Regions from separate parts of the Homo sapiens genome. Here all the other regions are linked to region 1. The links are chromatin loops, found by intact Hi-C in ENCODE. Cell type or tissue: Caco-2. All regions are shown on one strand.

What was found. Hi-C counts contacts between places; a loop is a spot of excess contacts. Peaks named below come from ENCODE experiments on the same cell type or tissue, not always from the same donor. Only the 100,000 strongest peaks of a DNase experiment are listed, where the experiment ranks them.
Region 2: it touches region 1 in a loop (2.8-fold over the local background); 7 of 110 quality-filtered maps call a loop at or near these places.
Region 3: it touches region 1 in a loop (4-fold over the local background); 4 of 110 quality-filtered maps call a loop at or near these places.

What each region holds. Positions count from the first base shown.
Region 1 is chr12:95,734,379-95,742,378 of GRCh38, reverse strand. It overlaps NTN4 (netrin 4), which reads left to right. Exons shown (of 10, transcript NM_021229.4): 3 at 4,235-4,513. It overlaps LOC105369919 (a long non-coding RNA gene), which reads left to right and starts at 7,553. Exons shown (of 3, transcript XR_001749273.2): 1 at 7,553-8,000. RefSeq lists a cis regulatory region at 1,503 and an enhancer at 1,431-1,575. In Caco-2, no CTCF peak of the experiment used is centred here; a DNase peak (open chromatin) is centred at 4,068; H3K4me3 peaks cover 842 bases.
Region 2 is chr12:95,619,510-95,627,509 of GRCh38, reverse strand. No RefSeq gene overlaps it. Among named protein-coding and RNA genes, the nearest start is that of USP44, 72 kb to the right of the region's middle. RefSeq lists a silencer at 3,732-3,801 and an enhancer at 3,809-4,763. In Caco-2, a CTCF peak has its summit at 3,744 (motif pointing left); a DNase peak (open chromatin) is centred at 3,699.
Region 3 is chr12:95,811,174-95,819,173 of GRCh38, reverse strand. The region is part of intron 2 of SNRPF-DT (SNRPF divergent transcript); the gene reads left to right. The region is part of intron 1 of LINC02410 (long intergenic non-protein coding RNA 2410); the gene reads right to left. Among named protein-coding and RNA genes, the nearest start is that of LINC02410, 12 kb to the right of the region's middle. In Caco-2, a CTCF peak has its summit at 3,355; no DNase peak of the experiment used is centred here.

The sequences.
Region 1 (8,000 bases):
TTTTTTTTTTTTTAACGCCACCATGCCTGGCTAATTTTTGTATTTTTAGTAGAGATGGGGTTTCACCATGTTAACCAGGCTGGTCTCAAACTCCTGACATTGTGATCCACCCACCTCAGCCTCCCAAAGTGCTGGGATGACAGGCATGAGCCACCGCACCTAGCCTAATTTTCCATCTTCTTATTGAGAATTTTTTATGAGTATTCTAGAATAGAAAGATCATATAGGTCATTTTCACCTGTTCAGGACTTTGTATGGATTTCTCTGTTACACTGGGGCACAAAGAAATGGCAGAGCCTGAGCCAAGAATCCCCATCCTCAGGCAAAGTTCAAGGGATTCGAGGCTTAGAGAAATAAGGCAAGACCAGGAAAATGTGAAGATTCCAAAGGTTAGGTAGGAAGGGGTCCATGATTCATTCAGAGGGTCAGATATTTTTTAAATTATGCATTTCCTTTACCCATTGATTTCAGCTTTGGAAATGTATCTTCAGGAAATTATTACAGTAGTCCTCCCTTATGTGCAGTTTCACTTACCGTGGTTTCAGTAACCATCAACCATGGTCCAAAAATAGGCGAGTACAGTAAATATTTTGAGAGAGAGAGAGAGACCACATTTACATAAATTTTATTACAGTGTATTGTTATAATTGTTTTATTTTTCGTTGTTCTATTTTATTATTTGTTGTTAATCTCTTACTGTGCTATTATAAAGTTTAATTTATAAATTATATATAATTTTTATATATATATATTAAACACTTTAAAAGAAAGCTTGAGTGGCTATATTACTATCAAAGTAGATTTTAGATCAAAGAATATTGCCAAGGATAAAAAGGGACATACATAGATAAAACAGTCACTTCATCAAGAGGATATAACAATCCTCCAGGTTGGCATGGAGGAGATATATATATATATATATATATATATATATATATATATATATATATAATTTATACATAATTTACATTATAGGTTTTTCCTATACATACATACCTATGATAAAGTTTAATTTATAAATGAATTATATATAATTGTATTTAATATATAATAAATATATAATTATATATCATATATAATTCATTTATAAATTAAACTTTATCATAGGTATGTATGTATAGGAGAAACATAGTCTCTATGGGTTCAGTACTGTCTGCAGTTTCAGGCATCCCTTGGGGGTCTTGGAAGTCATTCCCGGAGGATAAGGGCGGACTACTGTCTGTACATCCACATTTTAGCTACAAGGTTGTTCCCTGCAGTGGGTTACACTGAAAAGCTGGAAGCAACCTAGTTGCCTAACAATAGCAGCCTGGCTAAATAAATTATGTCATAGCCACACACTGTAATTCTAAGCAGGTTTTAAAATTATGTAACGGTGTTTCTCAAATTTTGTTATGTGTCAGAATCACCTGGAAGGCTTGTTGAAACACAGATTGCTGGGCCCCACCTGCAGAGTTTCTGATTCAGTTGATCTTGGATAGGGTCCAAGAATTTGCATCTCTGACAAGTTCCCTAGGGGTGCTGTTGGTCTGGGGAACCATTCTTTGAGAACCTCTGATGTAGAGATACACTTAGTGACTTGGAAGAATACTCACAAGGTATATAAAGATGTTTATGTTGTATTTTATATGTATGCATACATACAGAAGTTTAAGTAGAAAGATATTATCAAGTTGGCATCCCTGGTTATCTTTGGAGGTAGATCACTTTGTAGGTACTTATTATCTTTAATATTTTGCATGACCGATTTTTCTGTAATGAGCATAATATTAACCACCAAAACATAATAAAAGTTCTTAATTAAAAAATGAGATCATGAAGTCCTGGCCAATAGCACTAACGAGCCAGAAATACTGAAGTATGCTTGAACCTGGTCAAAAAGCGCAATCCCTGACTTTCTAAATATTAATATATCTTGTTGGGAGTGTGTATTAAGAGGCAGTTGTAGACAGAGGATCAGTGATGGGCCTATAGATACATTCCCTTCCTTATGGGAACAAAACACAGAAGAGGCTGATACTATCCTGAGGGCTTCTACGTGTTTTCTTACTTCATTTCACTCATGCCATACAGGCTTCTTCTGGGGAAGTTTGAAGAAAAACTGGGTGGGACCCAAAGGGCGACCTGCCAGAAGTTGGAAGCATCTGTACTGGCGGACTCTTTGTTTCCTGACGCAGGGTAGATCCATTCCCAGGGTATCAGATTAAGGCGTCTCCTTTCTGGAAAAAAGATTTCATGGTTTAAATTCCCGTTCACTTTTGTGTCTGTGGCACTCTGCTGTCTCCTTTCCAGCACACAGCCTCAGGGGTCATGATGTCCCTTCCCTACTGATATCCGCGTGCCAACTGTGGTGTCATGCACACCAAGCACAGAGCCGCCATTCAGCTCCCACTGTCTGGGCTCAGGAAGCAGAAGAGCTTCAAAGTTCCTACAGACCTTGACAGAGCTTCCTCTGGCTTTGCCTGTGCGGAACAATTCTGAGGGTGAGGGGGAGATGGAATGGGGTGAGAGAGGGAACTAGGGTAAATGTCAAGGGTAAATACGTGGCAGAGACAGAGAGAGACCAAACAGTTGCCACCGAGGCTCAGGAAAAGGAAGGGTGGGCAGATAACGAGGAGAAGGACACCACAGACTTTTCAGTGGAGCTCTTACTTGGTTAGCACTGGTGTGTCCTTTTCCATGTCCTTGCATTACTGTGGTTGATAAAATAGGAGGTAGCACTTTACTGATATCATTTAGAGCAAGGGTTCTTCCTGTCTAACAGAAATGTCAGTGTTTGGAGGTCACGTTGAGAATCAGTTCCATATAAAGCCCATAATGGATTCAATTTTTAAAAAATGCTTCGAAACAGAAAATCATGTTCTAGCTGTTGTTAAAAGAAAAAGATGTTACTTCTGTACTGACTTTTGAATATATGACATATTGTTTGTTGGAAAATTTTATTTTCTGATAAGCTTCCTTCCACCACTTTGCATGTGGATAAATGGGACAGAATGTGGTTTGAGTTTAAGATACAATGTTGTTTAAGCTTTAAAAGTTCAAAAATAGCTAGAAATACAAATACCGGTTAATCCGTTATTTCTTATTATTGTCATAATACTGGTGTTTAACGTGAAATTCAGTATGCGAATGAATTTAGACCCGACATAAGGAAGTTATTTGGAATTCTCACCTATTACACAAATGCCAAGAACAATGTTAAATTAATTAATTTGTTTACCAAAAATTTATTGAATACTTACTATGTGCCAGCCACTGTCCTGGGATACATACGTGACCGCCTACATGAAGTTTTTGGTCTGGACTGGGAAGATAGTAAATCACTAAACCACTACAAATATAATGTCAGATGGTGATAAGTACTAAGAACAGAAACCAGGCAGAGCCATTATAAGGACCTTGCATCTTGTTCTGAGGAGAATGGGAGGTCTTCAGGTGGGGGTGGTTTAAGCAAGGGAGTGACACGATCCAATCTCTGTTTATAGAGAACCACTCTGGCTACTGGCTAGACCATGAGCTGCAGAGGCCAAATGTCTGCTGAATTATTACCCTCTCCCCCACAGTTATATTTCACTGAGGACAGGTCTGTACCAGTAGACCTTGGACATGTGACACAGTCGATTCTTTCCTTTTCATACTTTTGGTATGAAATTGATCTCTAAGGTGATACTTTTATATCCAAAAAGAGAGAGTTATATTTTTAGGCAAGGTAAATCAGATATCACCTCTCTGCCTACAGTGTCCCAGTGGCTTCCGCTACAGTCAGCATAACTCTACTGTGACTTCCACAGGGCTCCATTCATGTCTATCTCACACCTGCTCTCTGTCCGCCTCTCCAGCCACTCTCTCTTTGTTCACTGGTCTCCAGTCACACTGACTTCGTTGTTCTTCCTTGAGCAAGCCAAGCTTGACTCTGCCTCAAAGCCTTTAAGCTTGCTCTTCCCTCGCCCAGAATGCTCTTCCTGGCAAGATCTTTGTATGGCTGCCTTTATCTCAAGGGTCAGGTCTCTGCTGGTCACTCAATGTATACTTCTGTGTACAAACAGGCAGCACATCTGCTCCTTAGAATAACAGGGCGGCTCTGTCCCAGGTGTGCTCAAGGTCTAAAAACTTCTTGTTATCTTATCGTTCACAGATGACATAAGGCATAAATCAAACAGGGACTACATTAGGCAAACAATTCAGGGTTTGCGCACAGTCCTATAAACGCATGGTATTTTCTTTCTCCTTACAGGTTATTTTCAAAGCTTTGTCACCACCATACGATACAGAGAACCCTTACAGTGCCAAAGTTCAGGAGCAGCTGAAGATCACCAACCTTCGCGTGCAGCTGCTGAAACGACAGTCTTGTCCCTGTCAGAGAAATGACCTGAACGAAGAGCCTCAACATTTTACACACTATGCAATCTATGATTTCATTGTCAAGGGCAGCTGCTTCTGCAATGGCCACGCTGATCAATGCATACCTGTTCATGGCTTCAGACCTGTCAAGGCCCCAGGAACATTCCACATGGTAGGTGAAACAAGTCCTCCCCTAAGAAAAACAAATCATAAGTTACCTTCAGCTTTGGGCATTGGTTGGTATATGCTTAACATAGTGCTGCTGATTTTTTCCTCTGCCCATCACAGCTCCGACTCCATACTCATCCTATAAAGTGCCTGTTAACTTGTCTTTTAATCTTCAGTTTTAGAGTTGTAGTCAAGCCTGATAACCAGATTCCTTGGAAAACACCCATGCCAGTTTTTAGTACTGTGACCTTCAGATATAAAGTGTAAAGTGAGCAGGAGTGAGAGGATGGCATGATTATATTAGTGGTATTATCACACACAAGCCAGCTTTGACAGTAAATGGGGACCATTGTGGAGTAGATTTTAAAGTTGGAAAAATAAGAACCTCGATTTTATGCCTGGTATCTTTGCTGTCCAGCCAGCAGAATGAATAAAAATTCTCCTCCATGAAGAGGACTGACCCCCTCTTCACCTAAGGCAGAGTTAAACTCTCTTTCCTCTAGGTTCACACATCTCCTGGGCTTTCCTCTGAATTTTTACTTCTCTGCATCCCCCAGGAGACCACGAACTCTCTGAGGAACTGTATGATCTTTGTATCCTCAGGACCAAGTGTATTACCTGGGCCAGAAGTAGGTGCTCAGTAGGTGTTTGGTTGAATGATAGCAACATAGGAATAGGGAGATGATGAAAAATTAGTGTCATTGTTTATCTGTCCTTACCTCCCCGACTTCCAGAAAAGATACAGAGTGGCTCAGCAGTAAGCACCTTGTTGGGACACATCCAGAGACTATGGATGGGGATTGGGCAAGGAGAAAATAAGGATGAGCGCTCCAATTATTTGATTTTCTATTTTGCTCTGATACTTCTGAGCAAACCAAAGCAAAATGAATAAAATGGAAAAGGCTGCAGAATATGCTACTGCATTTCCTAAAGGATAGACATCCCTATTCTTTCTTCTTTCTCTCAGCCCTAGTATACGATAGGCCACCAGCAGCCATGATCCAGTTAGCCAGCAGGACAGTTTGTGCTGGCTGGGCTGAGTCGCTGGGGCAGCATCAGGGTAACTAAAATGACTAGGACAGTAGCCAGAAAGTAACCAAAATAGAAACAGTGCTATTACTTGTAGAAGTTAATCCAGGCTCCCAGAGTTGAAGAAAATGCAGCATTCATTCAACAGATACCTGCTAGTTTCTAGACACTGATGGATCTTTGAAATCCTACAGTATTGTTTCAAATAAAGGGTGCTATGATTTAGTGTATCTCAGTTAACTGGGTTCAGGTAGGATTCAATCAGAAAATAACAAATATTTAGAGACATGTCAACCTACCAGACTGTGAACTAGAAAGTTTATGTGAGGTAGAGTGCTCAAAATATTTTGCCATGACATTTTAGTGAATTTGTGAAAGGAGAGCATGCAGATCTTTTGTTTCCTCGACTGTCTCTTATAATCCAAGCCATACAGGACCACCTCAGAGTAGAGTCCTGAGCAAAATGACAGAGGCCCCCATAACATGGCACAGGGTGGACCCTCAATATTTGTGGACTGAAGGACCTATGAGACTACCTGCATGGCTCTGATCAACCACAACAAAGTGCCAGAGTTCTCAAGGGCCTTATAAAAACTTCAGGTGGCCGGGCACAGTGGCTCACACCTGTAATCCCAGCACTTTGGGAGGCCAAGGCGGGTGGATCACCTGAGGTCAGGAGTTCCAGACCAGCCTGGCCAACACAGCAAAACCCCATCTCTACTAAAAATACAAAAATTAGCTGGGCATAGTGGTGGGCGCCTGTATTCCCTGCTGCTCGAGAGGCTGAGGCACAACAATCACTTGAACCTGGGAGGCGGAGGTTGCAGTGAGCCGAGATCGTGCCACTGCACTCTAGCCTGAGTGACAAAGCAAGACTCTGTCTCAAAAAAATAAATAAATAAATAAATAAATAAATAAATAAATAAATAAATAAAAATTTAAAAAAAATCATGAGCAGGCATTTAAAAGTATTACTTTCTTTTTTTAAAGTAAGTCCTCTAAATATAAACTTTCAGAGTTAACAACACTTTCTAAGGCTGAAGATAAAAATTCTAGAAGTTTCTCTTTGTTCTGCCAAATTCAACAATGGATAATTACTCAAAGCTAACAGACACTTTTGAAGAAGTCTTAAAATACAACTATTCTATACAATATACTGCCAGCAAGAAAATTATCAGCCTGTAAAGAGGTTCAGGATAACCAAGTAAAGGAGACTATACAGTAAGTGTTTTTCCATTCCAAAAGGATGTTAGAATGAGACATCTCCATCCTAGAAAACCCTATGGAACGGAAACCTCATTTTCTTACTAATCTCCTGCTGCTTTGAAATTGGAAGCAATTTCCTTTTAAAATAATATTAGTTTGCTGACATCTTTCTATTCCATTTTCATACTGATTTCAATTTGTGCAGCAGTGGTAGCAGCCCCTAGTGCCATTACTAAGCATGTGTTTGAATGGAGCTAAGCCAAGCCAAAACTGTGGATAAGGCCAGGTAGGGGGTAAAAAACAGCCTAAGTGGCCAAGACTATGTTGACTTCCAGGGATCCAGTTCCATCACAATTCTTGCTATCCCTATTCTCTTTAGAAAAAAGAAAAAAGAAGAAAAAAGAACCCATAAGCAATTGGACCAATAGCAGCCACGGTTGGAAATGTGAATTATTCTGGTTTTCGATTTTTCCACCCCTAAGCTTGGGTGTATTTGACTTTTATCTATACTTTTTTCTGAATTAGAAAAGAGCTTGTATTAAATTTGGAAATGGTTGCCTCCTTTGAATGTGGTTTTTGTTTTGTTTTGTTTTTTGAGATGGAGTTTCGCTCTTGTTGCCCAGGCTGGAGTGCAATGGCACGATCTTGGCTCACCATAACCTCTGCCTCCCTGGTTCAAGTGATTCTCCTGCCTCAGCCTCCAGAGTAGCTGGGACTATAGACATGTGCCACTACGCCTGGCCAATTTTGTATTTTTAGTAGAGATGGGGTTTCTCCATGTTGGTCAGGCTGGTCTCGAACTCCTGACCTCAGGTGATCCACCCGCCTCAGCCTCCCAAAGTGCTGGGATTACAGGTGTGAGCCACCACACCCAGCCTGAATGTGATGTTTTAATTCCTATGATTGCTTCACTGAGCATATTGCACATTGAAAGTATAGCCTTTTGCCTTATTAGGAACATAGGCATAGATTAATTGTCCCACATTTGTGTGTCTCTAGACGCCATTTATTTTATGTACACGGCTGTAGAAGAACTGAAATCTGATTGTGCCTGCAGAATGGAAGGTAGCTTCTTAAGAAATGCTGTTCTTTTGCAGGTCAGCTTATCATAGGTATGTGCACACAAATCTAAATTTTTAGCACAGTTTTTATTTGCAGCAGTGGAATGTGGTCCCTGAACCAGCACCATCAGCCTCATCTGGCAACTCGTGAGAAATACACATTCTCAAACCTTACCCCAGACCTACTGAATCAGA
Region 2 (8,000 bases), 110 kb after region 1:
TTGTCCTACCTCTGGGAATTAAGTTTCTGACAATAAAGCACACGCTAGAGGTAGCACATGCTGTGCGAGGGTTGCCAGTTTGGGTTCAGCGCCCTGAATTACCCTATATATTTTTTTAATAGTTAGCCATGTCTTTTAAGGTCCAGAATTGATAGAAAGAGCAAAATTTTTAATTTTTTCCATTTTAAATTACAATAGGAGGAATTTTGGTTAGATTTGACCAAGATTCTAGTTTATAGTAAGTTGCTTTTAAAGGAAAAAAAATGAAAAGCCAGCCACTGATAAAGGCTGTTCTTTGGAAAAAGACATAATGTACTAATCCCATTTCCTCAAACTAAAATCAATAAGACCAATGGGAAAATACAGGGAGACAGGTTTCAAGTCAGTACAAGGAAGAACATTGTAACACTTTTATCGGCATTAAACATATCACTCCCTGAAGACACACAACAATGGAAATAGTCACGCTTGGATGACTTCTTTTTGTTTTTGTTTGTTTGAGACAAACAAACTCAGCCACCCAGGCTGGAGTGCAGCGGCATGATCACGGTTTGTTGCAGCCTCGACCTCCCTGGGCTCAGATGATCATCCCACCTCAGCCTCCCAAGTAGCTGGGGCCACAAGCATGCACTACCATGCCAGCTAATTTTTGTAATTTCTGTAGAGACAAGGTTTCACCATGTGGTCCAGGCTGGTCTCAAACTCCTGCAAGATTAGATGACTTCTTATTAGGAAATAGACTACCAATGATTTCCAACCACAGTAGGTCTGAAGATCCTTAGCATAAAGAATTTTGAGAACCCCCCACCCCCAGGGTAGTATTTGCACTCTAAGAATCTATTTAGAACCAGTATGCCACAATAACTGTACACTTAAAAATGATTAAAATAGTAAGTTTTATGTTATATTTTACCACAATAAAAAATATGATGACAGCTGGGCGCAGTGGCTTATGCCTGTAATCCCAGCACTTTGGGAGGCCAAGGCAGGCGGATCACCTGAGGTCAGGAGTTCGAGACCAGCCTGGCCAACATGGTGAAACCCCATCTCTACTAAAAATACAAAAATTATCTGTGTATGGAGATAGTACCATTGCACTCCAGCCTGGGGGACAAGAGCGAGACTTCGTCTCAAAAAAAAAAAAAAAATTAGCGGGGCTGTGGTGGCACGCCTGTAATCCCAGCTACTCAGGAGGCTGAGGCGGAAGAATCACTTGAACCTGGGAGGCTGAGGTTGCAGTGAGCTGAGATGGCACCACTGCACTCCAGCCTGGGAGACAGAGGGAGACCCTGTCTCAAATAAATAAATAAATAAATAATAACAAGGCCAGGCACGGTGGCTCACACCTGTAATCCCAGCACTTTAGGAGGCCAAGGCGGGCGGATCACCTGAGGTCAGGAGTTTGAGAGCAGCCTGACCGATATGATGAAACTCTGTCTCTACTAAAAATACAAAAATTAGCCGGGCGTGGTGACATGCGCCTCTAATCCCAGCTACCCGGGAGGCTGAGATGGGAGGTTGAGACAGGAGAATCGCTTGAACCCGGGAGGCGGAGGTTGCAGTGAGCTGAGATCATGCCATTGCACTCCATCCTGGGCGACAAGAGCGCAACTCCGTCTCAAAAAATAATAATAATAAAATAAAATAAATTTGTATTTTATTACAATAGCATTTGCAGATAGGAAACTCGTGTTTATTATTCCTTTTATGAATTTATTGACTTATGGAATGCCTAATATGTAGCAGGCACTGAGGTAGGCACTGAAGACACACAGGTAAAACCAATACGGCGCCTGACCTCATCGAGCACAGATACATGCAAGATGTGCTATTTATTGTGTCTACAGACAATGCTCACAGGTGGATGGGAGCACCCTGTCTCTGACTCCTCAGAATTAGCAGTTGCTTCCTTCTTTAGCCAGCAAACTTCTGCTGTATACATTATAAACAAACACACAGGTCAGGAATAATACTTGGTTACCAGTAATGTGATAAAGTGTGAACACCCAAAATGCCCTTGACAATGAAAGTAACTGATACGTGTTGATTTGTCACTCTAGGTCTGGAATTTTATGTCTATTGTTCAAAAAGAAAAAAGAAAAGCCTGCTTTTCAAAGTTCTTAGCATGGACATTTTGGGGATCTCCAAAGCAAGACTATGAACTAATAATTTAAAATAAAGAGGCTTTGCTTTAATATCACACTCAATTTTGCTCTTGTAAAAGAATAGTCGGATAGTTAACAATTTACCTGATACGCTGGGTGCCTGCCAAGGTACTTGCCGGTTTTATTCTAAAATATGTCCTGCCAGGGGGACAAATGAGAGGGATTCCTCCATTTTGCATCTGTGTTTCATACCTGTGCTCTTAGCAAAGGAGTAGGTTGTGGGGGAGAAGGAGGGTCTTTTATATTCAGCTGTATGTACTATTTGACATCAGAGACCCCATGAATAATCACTCTTTTTTCCATTCGGCCACCAGCTAGCAGGTTGCAATTCTTTCCTACCTGGAGCGCTGCAGGGGGTGGGGCAAGTGGAGACATTACTGGACATTTGCATTTAAAGAATTAATAAAAATTCCTTATTTGCCTGAAAGCCCCATGAAGTTTATAACCTTGACGCTTTATAGCCCCCTGCACTGGTTTCTCTCCTGGTATGGCCCAACGAAGCAGCATAAATCTGTATTTTAAAGTATGCAATTAGTAATGTGCTACTGGACCGCATCCTGGAACTATGCAGTTCCCTTGGCCACAGAATTTCACAAAAGGGAAACAAACAATACAGAACAATGAAAGGCATTCCCTGAGCGATACTAACCTTGAGGTCACCCATATTAATGGCAGCTATTCCACGTGAACATTTCTTACTTCGAGCAAACAATGTGTCGAGGACAAAAAGGTCAAAACTGCCTTTCTTTGGGTTGACATAAAAGAACTTTTTAATTATTCTTGCCTAGAAATGGACATTACTGGGACTTCTGGGGGCTGATTTTCAGGGTTTAGTTTGCAGACCTACCATAGGATGCTCTGAGATCCACCCTTACAGCAGTCCCTGAGCCCAGGCAACCTCTAGGGTCCTGCACCCTTCTAGGGAAAACACAGAAAAAGGAGATTAGGGCTGTTACCAAGACCACTAGACTCCTGAGAATGGGTCCTGATGGAAGAAGGTGGGAGTCTCCACCGCCAACACCCTGCAGGTGCAGGGAGGAGGTGGGAGCACTGGAAAGGGAGTACCTTTGGAAAATTCAAGAATATTTCCTAGGTCGGGTGCGGTGGCTCAGGTCTGTAATCCCAGCACTTTGGAAGGCCGAGGTGGGTGGATCACTTGAGCTCAGGAGTTCGAGACCAACCTGACCAACGTGGTGAAACCCCGTCTCTACTAAAGCTACAAAAATTAGCCAGGTGTGGTGGCAGACGCCTGTAATCCCAGGTACTCGGGAGGCTGAGGCAGGAGATCGCTTGAACCCGGGAGGCGGAGGTTGCAGTGAGCGGAGATCGGGCCATTGCACTCCAGCCTGGGCGAAAGAGCGAGACTCTGACTCAAAAAAAAAAAAAAAAAGATTTCCTGACCTCAAGGAGAGAGAAAGAACCTAGGCCTGGGCTTGGCAACTGAAGAACACCAATTAGGGCTCCACAGGCCTGCCTCTCTTGTGTAACCTTTAAAAAGGAATTTCTTGGAATGTAAATGGAATCCCAAACTGGTGAGGCCACTCAGGGATTTGGTAGAGACTCAAGCGCCCTCTAGAGGCGACGCTGCGGTGTCTGGTCATTGGGCTGCTTGAGGAGGTTTGAGGAGGCGTGGGCGGTAGAGGGTAGGGGTTGGGGTGGGGTAGTTACCAAACACAAAAACAGGAGAAGGTTGTCAAGACACAGCACCCCTGGGAGCTGCCAAGGCAGCCCTAGTTAATAAGAGCGGTTCCCAAAAGCAGCAGTATCTTCTATTCCTGATTGTCACCCTTAAGGGAAACTGAAATTAGTCTTTGCTGACTACTTAACATCTGGGGATAGAGTGGGGAGGAAGAGCAGTCTTGCTTTGTTTTTTGAGACAGGGTCTTGCTCTGTCACCCAGGCTGGAGTCCAGTGGCGTGATGACAGCTCACTGCAGCCTCAACCTCCCAGGCTCAAGTGATCCTCTCACCTCAGCCTCCCAAGCAGCTGGGACTACAGGTGCACACCACCACGCCTGGCTAATTGGTAGTTTTTCCATCTTTTGGAGACCACTTTGTGCTCTTGAGCCCTTTTATGCTACACTGTCTGGATCCTTGACTCCAAAATTAATTCTTCTTATTTCTTCCTCTGAAAAACCTTTGCAGACTTCAACTTTACCACCTATCCGGGAACCTGACTCAGGCCACTGCCTCTCACAATGTCCCTAGTGAGACAGCCACTCTACAGAACATAGCTTGCTCACCACCGCTCCCACTGCTCTGACCATAGGAGGAGGCATCGTCCTCCCTTTTGCCACACCTTTGTAACCCCACAACAGGCTCCTCTAGTGACTGACTCATCACAGCAGAACACCACCTAAGGCTTCCACAAAGGTTCAAAAGCAACCAACTGGAGACAATATAAGATCACCTATCTTCTAAAATGTGAACTAAATGAATTAGAATTATCTAGGGTGTTTGTTATAAATAAGATTAAGGACCACATTCAGAATTTTATTTATTATTATTATTATTATTGTTATTGAGACAGAGTCTCACTCTGTTGCCTAGGCTGGAGCGCACTGGCGCAATTTTGGCTCACTGCAACCTCAACCTCCCAGACTCAATCTATCCTTCTACCCTAGCCTCCCGAGTAACTGAGACTTACAGGTGCACACCAACACGCCTGGCTAATTCGTGTATTATAGAGACAGGGCTTCACCATGTTGCCCAGGCTGGTCTGAAACTCCTGGTCTCAAAGCAATCCTCCCACCTCAGCCTCCCAAAGTGCTGGGATTACAGGTGTGAGCCACCATGCCCATTAAATACTTCAAATTTTAATTAGAATTTCTGGAAGTGGGTCAGATATCTGCATAGATGGCAAACTTCCCAGGTGGTATTTATGCACATTAATATTTGTTTTTGGTTTTTCTTTTTGAATTTTTTTTTTTTTTTTTGAGACAGAGTCTCGCTCTGTCGTCCAGGCTGGAGGGCAGTGGCACCATCTCGGCTCACTGCAAGCTCTGTCTCCCGGGTTTACGCCATTCTCTCGCCTCAGCCTCCTGAGTAGCTGGGATTACAGGCATGCGCCACCACGCCCAGCTAATTTTTTGTATTTTTAGTAGAAACGGGGTTTCACCGTGTTAGCCAGGATGGTCTCGATCTCCTGACCTCGTGATCTGCCCACCTTGGCCTCCCAAAGTGCTGGGATTACAGGCATGAGCCACAGTTCCTGGCTCATGCGCATTAATATTTGAACCACTGGCATGAAGAATAATTTTTAACTGTTATAAGATGTGGCTCTTCTTAGCGCCTAGAGAACCAGGTCCCAACACGGGGAAACCTTCCATGCATAGATTTCAACCTGCATTATTCCGTCAAACATTGTCCCACCCCCACCACTGGAAGTATACTGGTATGTCTGCTAAGTAAAGCCCTCCCAGGCAAAATGCCAAAAGACCCAGAGAAAGAGTTCTCCTTTTGTCCTTAGGCTAAGGCTTGCCCAAGTCCTTATTTCCAGTCCCAGGAATTGTTTCTTCCAAGACGACTGACCTGGGAATTACCACTGCCATGATGGAGACCACCTCCGAAATCCACAAAGGTATGATCTTGCTCTCAGAGACTCAGGACAATCACTTTAATATGCTTCCAAAAGTCGGGATTATTCTTTTCCTAAATAACACCTCAGGTCAGGCCTTGACAGTCCCAGCTGAGCTTGCTCAAGTCTAACCCAGTTTTTTTTATAGTCTCTCCTCTGTTATAAGATAAAGATGATGCCTAAGGCCAGGTGTGGTGGCTCACACCTGTAATCCCAGGACTTTGGAAGGCCAGGGCAGGAGAATCACTTGAGTCCAGGAGTTCGAGACCCATGTGGGCAATGTAGTGACAACCTGTCTCTACAAAAAAAATTTAAAAAATAAAAATCACCCAGGAATGGTGGTGTGCTCCTTAGTTAGCCTCTTAGGAGGCTGAGGTTGGAGGATCGCTTGAGCTCAGGAGGTCAAGGCTGCAGTGAGCCATGATCAGACCACTGCACTCCAGCCTGGGCAACACAGCAAGACCCCATCTCAAAAAAAAAAAAAAAACATAAAGCCTATATCCCTTCCTTGAACTGGAAATACAGCAGAATTCCTTAAGAAAAAGCAGGTGGTAACAGAAGAGAAAGCCCCATACCTAGAAAAGAGACATTTTGAATTCTTTGATCCTAAAATGTGATCGATTTTTAGACAGACCATCAATATGGTGCAGGGTTGTTATTTTTTCCAAAAACGACCAGTATATTAAATGCACACAAAAATGTTTTACCAATCAACCACAGCATACATTTATTCATGCAATTATATTCCACTTTGTTGTGTTCTGTTACAATCAAAGTTTGAGGCTTCTCTTCCTCATGAACTTCCAAATCACTTCTTACGGACAGCATGGTGTACGGCATCCAGTGGCGAACCTCCATGTACCATAAAACTTGCTCATCTTTACCACTTTGCGGACTAACAGGATAATGTCAAGGCATATTAAAGAATTCCAGGTTGTGGCCGGGAGCGGTGGCTCACGGCTGTAATCCCAGCACTTTGGGAGGCTGAGGCAGGCAGATCACCTGAGGTCAGGAGTTCGAGACCAACCTGGCCAATATGGTGAAACCCCATCTCTACTAAAATTACAAAAATTAGCTGGGAGTGGTGGTGCATGCCTGTAGTCCCAGCTACTTGGGAGACTGAGACAGGAGAATGGCTTGAACCCAGGAGGCGGAGGCTGCAGTGAGCCAAGATCGTGCCACTGCACTCCAGCCTGGGTGACAGAACAAGACTCCATCTCAGAAAAAAAAACCACATTGTTTCTGCTTTCTGCATTTGTTTTTATTTCTCAGTAAAATTACACGTGACTGGAAGTTAGGCAGCTTTCTTCAAATATTAGCTAGAAAATGTTGACATATTCTAGTGCCTGAGTTTTTCATGATATGTGATCAGTCATACCAATGTCTCCTATACTTGGCAACTTCCATTTCCTTTCATTGCATTGCCAGGCCCTTGACATAATCGCTTTCTGCATCACAGTGACAAAATCAAATAATGTATTTGTGAGTGGCTCCCCTTCTTGGAACCTGTAAAGCAGGGGTCCCCAGCCCCCCAGGCCATGGACTGGTACCGGTCTGTGGTCTGTTAGGAACCGGCTGCACAGCAGGAAATGAACAGTGAGTGAGCATCACTGCCTGAGCTCTGCCTTCTGTCAGATCAGCAGTAGTGTTAGATTCTCATAGGAGCTCGAACCCTATCGTGAACTATGCATGCAAGGGATCTAGGTTGTGCGCTTCCTATGAGACTCTAACTAATGCCTGATGATCTGAGGTGGAACAGTTTCATCCCAAAACCATTCCCCTTCCCCACCAGTGCATAGAAAAATTGTCTTCCATGAAACCAGACCCTGATGTCAAAAAGGTTGGGGACCACTGCAATAAAGCATATGACTTTTGCTAATCAAGAAATATGAAGAGGAAGCCAGTCTTCCAGTGACAACTTTTGTTCCCTTATAAGAAATTTATATCTCATAGCTATATGTCCATGCCCTTCCAAATACACAGTAACTTTTTTCAATGCTACAATAAAGTGTAACCCTTTGAAATTGATTTTTGTTGCTGTTGTTGTTTTTAAATTAATATGAGATAGGGTCTCACTATGTTGACCAGGCTGGTCTTGAACTCCTGGCCTCAAACAATCCTCTCATCTTGGCCTCCCAAAGTGCTGGGATTACAAACATAAGCCACCACGTCCAGCCCGAAATTGATTTTAAACGACAGAGGCTGGGCATGGTGGCTCATGTCTGTAGTCCCAGCACATTGCAAGGCGGAGGCAGGTGG
Region 3 (8,000 bases), 77 kb before region 1:
AGTCAGGAGGCTTGGGTTTCATTCTTTTGTGTCACTAATTTTGTGATCCTGGCTAACTACATAAAATCCTCCTCATCTGTAAAAGGAAATCATGCAGAGCTGTCTAACGGTTGAATGAGATACCACATATGAAAATGCTTCATACAGCCTCTGACATCATAGGCACTCAACGAATACAAGTTCAAGGTAAATATGATTTGTGAGCACAGAGAAAACACCAAACTAGACAGTCAAGAGGTCAACACAAGAGGAAGCAAAAACCACAGGATACATCTAAAGTGACCAACCATCCAGGCCAAGTTTGCCAGGGATGGTCACAGTTTTAGCACATAAAGTCTTGCATTTGGGGAAACCAGGTAGTTTGGTCCTGGGAAAACCAGGATGGTTGGCCATCCTAGCTCAGAACCTAGAATAGGAGCGCAAACAACAAGGATTGGACCCCAAGAAAAAACAAATGGCCAGAACGCAGGAATGGAGTATGGAAACACTAGGAATAATGGTCCTGATGCTGACCAATATTTCTCAGACAACAGATAGCAAAACAGGCTCAGCATGTGAGTAGGGATGAACCCATAGGTGGAAGTCAGTATACACACCTGACTTAACTGAGGGAACCTCAGGAGCCAGGTAGTGCTATGCAAGACAAATCTTACAAAGTTATTATTTTTTTCTTTTTTAAAGATCTGTCACTCAGGCTTGAGTGCAGTGGTGCCATCAAAGCTCACTGCGGCCTAAAACTCCTGGGCTCAAGCAATCCTCCTGCCTCAGCCTCCCAAATAATGCAATGGCAGACACATCACTGTGCTGGGCTAATTTTAGAAAAGTTTTTGTAGAGATGGGAGTCTCACTTTGTTTTCGAGGCTAGTCTCGAACTCCTGGCCTCAAGCAATCCTCCTGCCTTGACCTCCAAAAGTATTGGAATTACAGGTGTGAACACTGTGCCTGGCCCCAAATTAATTTCATAAGTGACTTTGGTGATGAGCTAAAATGAACAATGAGGAAAGGATGGTTTCTTCAATAAATAATGCTAGGACAGTCATTATCCATGATACAAAAGGAATCGAATTTTCTACCTCACACAATACAGAAAAGTTTATAATTTAGAAACCTAAATAAGGAAAAAAAAACTTTAAACATTTTAAGAGAAAATAAAGGAGAAAAGCTTAATAAAGATTTTAAGGCCAGGCACAGTGTCTCAAGCCTGTAATCCCAGCACTTTGGGAGGCCGAAGCAGGCAGATCACTTGAGGTCAGGAGTTCGAGACCAACCTGGCCAACATTGTGAAACACCATCTCTACTAAAAATACAAAAATTAGCTGGGCATCGTGATAGACGCCTGTAATCCCAGCTACTTAGGAGGCTGAGGTAGGAGAATCACTTGAACCCCAAAGGCAGAGGTTACAGTGAGCCAAGATCGTGCCACTGCACTCCAGCCTGGGCAACAGAGCAAGACACCGCCTCAAAAAAAAGGAAAAAGATTTTAAAATAAGCAATAAAAAGGGAAAGATTCATAAAGTTGATTATTTTTTGTTTATTTATTTATTTATTTTTTTGAGACAAAGTCTTGCTCTGTCGCCCAGGCTGGAGTGCAGTGGCACAATCTCGGCTCACTGCAGCCTCTGCCTCCTGGGTTCCAAGTGATCCTCCTGCCTCAGCCTCCTGGGTAGCTGGGATTACAGGCACACACCACCACGCCTGGCTAATTTTTGTATTTTTAGTAGAGACAGATTTCACCAGGTTGGCCAGGCTGGTCTCAAACTCCTGACCTCGGGTGATCCACCTGCCTTGACCTCCCAAATTGCTGGGATTACAGGCATGAGCCACCGCGCCCAGCCAAAGTCGATTGCTTTAAAATGAAAAGATGCCATGAACACAGTGAACAGCCAAGCCATAAACTGAGAAACAATATTTGCAATATATCAAGCCTACAAAGTACTTATATCAGCAAGTACTTAAAGGAAAATGCCAGCAATCCAGTAGGCATAGAATAGGAATAGGCAATTCACGGAAGAAACTTCAGTAGTAAAAACATATTTTTAAAAAGCTCGGCCGGGTGCGGTGGCTCACACCTGTAATCCCAGCACTTTGGGAGGCCGAGGCGGGTGGATCACAAGGTCAGGAGATCGAGACCATCCTGGCTAACACGGTGAAACCCCGTCTCTACTAAAAATACAAAAAATTAGCTCGGCGTGGTGGCAGGCGTCTGTAGTCCCAGCTACTCGGGAGGCTGAGGCAGGAGAATGGCGTGAGCCTGGGAGGCGGAGCTTGCAGTGAGCCGAGATCGCGCCACTGCATTCCAGCCTGGGCGACAGAGCGAGACTGTCTCAAAATAAATGAATAAATAAATAAATAAGTAACTCAGTTTTACTACTTGTCAGAGAAATGCAAATTGAAACCACAATGAGATAAGATTTTACATCAAGCAGATTGTCAGAAATTAAAAAGCCTGGCAATACCAAGTGCTGGCGAGAATGTGAAGCCACAGAAGTTTTCTTACACTTCTACTAGGGTGTAAATTGGTACAACCATCTTGGAGAGCAAATGCTCAATAGCTAGAGATGTTTTGAAAGTATACACTTGTGCAATACCTCCTCGTTGTGCAGTCTAGAGAAACTCGCAAATGTGTGCACAATGGGTCACGTATAAGAGTGTTCACTGTAGCATGGTTTGTAAGAGCAAGAGACTGAAAACACTCTGAATGTCCATCAGCTGTAAATTAAATAAATTGTTGTACAATTCATTCAATGGAATGCTAACATACAGCAGTTACAGTAAATGACTGAAGTTAGATGACCAATATCACGAAATCTCCAAAGCATAATATTAAACTAGAAAAAGTAAGTTGCAGAAATATTTGTACCATATGGTATCCCTTATATCAGCTATAAAATATGTGCAATATTATAAATTTTATGTGTACACAAATATGTAATAAAAATACAAAAAGTCACAGAGATAATAAACCAAATATTGATTACTTCTAAAGAGAACAAGATGGACATGAAATCAGAAATAGTTAATAAGGCATCAAATGTGTCTATTACATTTTATGTTTAAAATATCTGATGTAAGTAAAGCAAAACGTTAAGATTTGACAGAGTTGGGTGGTAGATACGTAACTGTTATTTCATTCTCTAGACTTTTCTGTAGGCGTTAAGCATTTTATTTTGAAAAAATAAAAACAATGTTATTAGCATTTAAATTCAGATTATTTCAGAATTACTCTAAAATATTTTTAAAAGCAAAACTATGCTTTCCGGAGTTGGCAACTTAACAAAGCCAAGTTTAACAGTCTGTTCAAAGAAAGTTAAAGTATGCCTTGTCCTGACACATATTTCACTGCCACTTAACCAACACTAGATGTCACTTTACTTCATGCATTTCATTTGAGAGTTTCTGGTTGAAATTAGATAAACTTGGGTATGTTTTATCATTTTCTTTCTCCAGTAGATACAGAGAATTATGAAAAATGAAAATGTTCTCTGCTATATATCCATCCAGAAAGACAAAGGACACGTGTATTTGGGTTTATCCTTTTATCCTTGGCACATACTGCTTATAATAGGGTTGCAAAAGTATTGTTAACCAAATAAACAAAGGATACAAGAAACTTTCGCAGAAGAAATGTTTAATATCCCCAATATGTATATAATTACATTTGGAACAGTTTTTCCTTCAAACGGCAGCGAGCTGTTGAAAGCACACCTTCCAGGGATTTGCAAGGGAAAGGTTACGACTCTAATTTCAAAGCCCGGCTTGTGGTCAGTGGAGAGAAGACACCATTTCAGATCTTTCAACCCAAAATTGTATCTCAGTTCATTGGAGCATTGGATCTCCAATAAGGACTGACAAATAAGAACTCCTTAAATCAATAATTGAACCTTTTTAGAAGGAGAGTGACCTTTGATAATCATGAAAATCGTGAACTCTCTGGAAATTTTCATCTAAACATATAAAAATCAGCCAGGTGCAGTGCCTCACACCTGTAATCCCAGCACTTTGGGGGCCACGGTTGGCGGATCACTTGAGGACAGGAGCTTGAGACCAGACAGGCCAACACAGTGAAACTTTGTTGCTACCAAAAAAATACAAAAATTAGCTGGGCTTGATGGCACGTTCTTGTAGTCCCATCTACTCGGGAGGCTAAGGCAGGAGAATCGCTTGAACCTGAGAGGTAGAGGTTGCAGTGAGCTGAGATCACACCACTGTACCCCAGCCTGGGTGACAGAGTGAGACCCTGCCTCAAAAAATTTTTTTATGAAAACATACAATTGTTACATGCAGGTTTTGCAGATTTGCAGACCTCCTAAAAGCTCATGCATGGACTCCAGATCAGGACCCCTTGACCAGAATGGATAAAAGCACTTGCCCAGGTTCCTTTCCCAAGCTTTCTTAAACTCTGCCAATAACTAGAATTTCAGCTGAGGCTGGCACGTATCATGTGAACTAAACAACGTGACTACGCAAATGAATGGAATGGAAACCAACCCTGTAAATTCAGGTAATTAACCAAACGTGGGCAGTGTCTACTTTGGAAATATTTGACTTATGGATAACAGTCAAAGTGTTTATATGTACATTTTTTCTAAGAATAATTAAGAAAAGAAAAAAGTAATAGATTTGTTTGCTGAAATATTTATTTGGAAGCTTGTTTTTCCGTGGGGAGCAAACCAAATCCTAGGAGTTGCTCCACATAATGTTTTCTAGTGCCTGAATAATTGTCCAACTGTTTTCATTTTACACCTTCTAACCGGAAAGAACTAGTTTATAATTTTGTTACTGACTTTCTTGCATCATAAATATTACAGAATAGCCCAAACTAGGTGAAATTAGTTCATTGTATGAATACAAATTAATGAAATTTCACTACATTATGTAAAGATACTCTAAATCAAATAAGCTTGAACTGCAGAGTCTTTCCCTCCAAATCAAATAAGCTTGAAACTCCTTTATATTCTTTGTTCTAGAGTCTTTCCTTATTAAAAAGACTTCTTAGGCTGGGCACGATGGCTCAAACCTGTAATCCCAGCACTTTTGGAGGCCAGAAGTTTGAGACCAGCCTGGGCAACATAGTGAGACCCTGCCTCTACAAAAAAGTTTTAGAAAATTAGCCAGGTGTGGTGGCACTGCCTATGGTCCCATCTACTTGGGAGGCTGAGGTGGGAGGATTGCTTGAGCCTGGGAGGTTGAGGCTGCGGTGAGCCATGATTGCACCACTGTACTCCAGCCTGGGCAACAGAGTCAGACTGTCTCAAAAGAAAAAAAGACCTCTTTCCAGGGACACTCTGTTCTGTTAGCCACATATCAAGTTTTCAAAAACAGGTGTTGAATGACAAAGAGGGTTCTTCTTCTTCTTCTTCTTCTTCTTCTTCTTCTTCTTCTTCTTCTTCTTTTTTTTTTTTTTAGTGAAACGGAGTTTCATTCTGTTGCCCAGAATAGAGGGTAGTGGTGTGATCGTGGCTCACTGCAGCCTTGACCTCCTGGGCTCAAGTGATCCTGTTACTTCAGGCTCTGAAGTAGGAAGGACTATAAGAAGGTGTCACCATGCTCAGCTAATTTTTTTTTTTTTTTTTTTGAGACAGAGTCTCACTCTGTTGCCCAAGCTGGAGTACAGTGGCATGATCTTGGCTCACTGCAACTTACGCCTCCTGGGTTCAAGCAATTCTCCTCCCTCAGCCTCCCGAATAGCTGGGACTACAGATGCCGCCACCACACCCAGCTAATTTTTGTATTTTTAGTAGAGATGGGGTTTCACCATGTTGGCCAGGCTGGTCTCGAACTCCTGACCTCAGGTGATCCACCCGCCTTGGCCTCCAAAAGTGCTGGGATTACAGGCATGAGCCACCACGCCCAACTGCTCAGCCAATTTTTAAAATTTTTTGTATTGATGGTGTCTTGCTACGTTGCCAAGGCTGTTCTCAAACTCCTGGGTTTAAGCAATCCTCCTGCCTCAGTCCCCCAAAGTGTTGGGATTACAGGTGTGGGCCACCACACCTGGTCAGCATTCTTCTTTATCATGATCACCCTGTTACTGAAAGTACGTTATAGGCTATAGTTACAATAGATAAATTGGGCCAATTTTTAAGAAGTATCATTTTACTCACTGGAGATTATGTTAACGCCATGAGAATGGTAAAACCAGGGTTTGTTTTTCTTCTGTTATGCAACTTTGCTATATGTACTAGGCATATAAAGTAAAACAGTAGTATATTAGAGTCCTGATTTGGTGCAGTGATCATTTATAGGCTTAGCTGGTCATAGCACCCATTGTGAAATTACATGCGGAAAATGGATCCTGTTTTAAGAGAACAGAATCTAACTTGGATTCTAATTCTTCAACCACCAAAAACTTCCACACCTCTTTCTAGGAGATACAGAAAAATATATGCCCTTTATTGGAGTCATAAAGAGCTCTACATTCAGAGTTCTGTTTCCTTAAGGCAAAGAACCTGAATGCTAACCCTTCTTTGTTTGTAATTGACAAAAACCGTAGGATGTTTTCTTAAAGAAAATTATCATTATATATATATTTTTCTCCAGAGTTAAAATGTTGATACTGATAATTTTCTTTAAGAAAATATCTTAGGGATATTGTCAATTACAAACAAAGGAGGGTCAGTACTCAGGCATTTTAACTCTGGAGAAAAGTTTATATTTTCACAACTAAATACTTCACCATTTATCCAATAAAATCTGTAAATTTTCAGTTATTGATTTAACTATTTCTCTCTGACTTTAGAACTTGATATCATTTGACTGTTATCACAAGTACTTGATTTAATGGCCATGTTTTTCTCTAGACGATATCATCCTACATGAGTCATGGTAGGCTTAGTCAACAGACTTGTATTTCTTTTTGTTTGTTTGTTTGTTTGTTTGTTTTTGAGACAGAGTCTCACTCTGTCACCAGGCTGGAGTGCAGTGGCGCGATCTCACCTCACTGCCACCCCTGCCTCCCAGGTTCAAGCAATTCTCCTGCCGCAGCCTCCCAAGTAGCTGGGACTACAGGCATGCACCACCACGCCCAGCTAATTTTTGTATTTTTAGTAGAGATGGTGTTTCACTATTGGCCAGGATGGTCTCGATCTCTTGAACTCATGATTTGCCCACCTCGGCCTCCCAAAGTGTTGGGATTACAGACATGAGCCACTGCTCCTGACCTTGTATTTCTATTTCTATAGCCATGATTCTATAATCTTATTTGATCATTCCATCAATTTATGGTTCTGTAGTAAAATATTTTGTTTGTATATGTTCATATCATGTACCAAATGTAAGTGTTCATTTTACCATAATTTCTTGACACTTTAAAAATTGTTAGCATTTTCTAAAGTTTAGAATTATTCAGCTTGGGGGGAAGTTCAGTGAGGACTGCTGGTGGTGGATAGCATGAGACCTGGGTAATACTGAAAACAGCTCTGTGTCTAAGCTGCTCCTTGGATCAATAGACTTTCTTTCTGGGCCAAATTATAGCTCCTTTTCATTGACAGGTGAACATCTCAATATCTTGTAGCCTTTTCTCCTTCTTAGAAAACATGATAGAAATAAATGGGTGAATCCAAAGCAGTATAATTTTAGCAAACAGAAAAGATATTACACTCCTTCTGGAGTGTAATGGCATGATCATAGTTTACTGTAGCCTCGGGGCTTGAGTGAGCCTCCCACTTCAGCCTCCTGAGTAGCTGGAACTATAGGTTTGTGCCACCATGCCTGGCTAATTTTTGTTATCTTTAGTAGAGACGAGGTCTCAGTATGTCACCCAGGCTGGTCTCCAACTCCTGAGCTTAAGCAATCCTCCCTCTTCTGTCTCCCAAAGTGCTAGGATTACAGGTGTGAGCCATCACGCCCAGCCCCTTATTAATTTTAAACTTTCATGTATTCCTTTGGAGAATGTCTTTCTTGCCCCTTTTTAGCATATCCAAACCTTATCATAGTCGCCATCCAGCTTTTTTTTTCTTTTTCTGGGTCTCCCAGTCTCTAGCATGTTTTATTGCCTTATA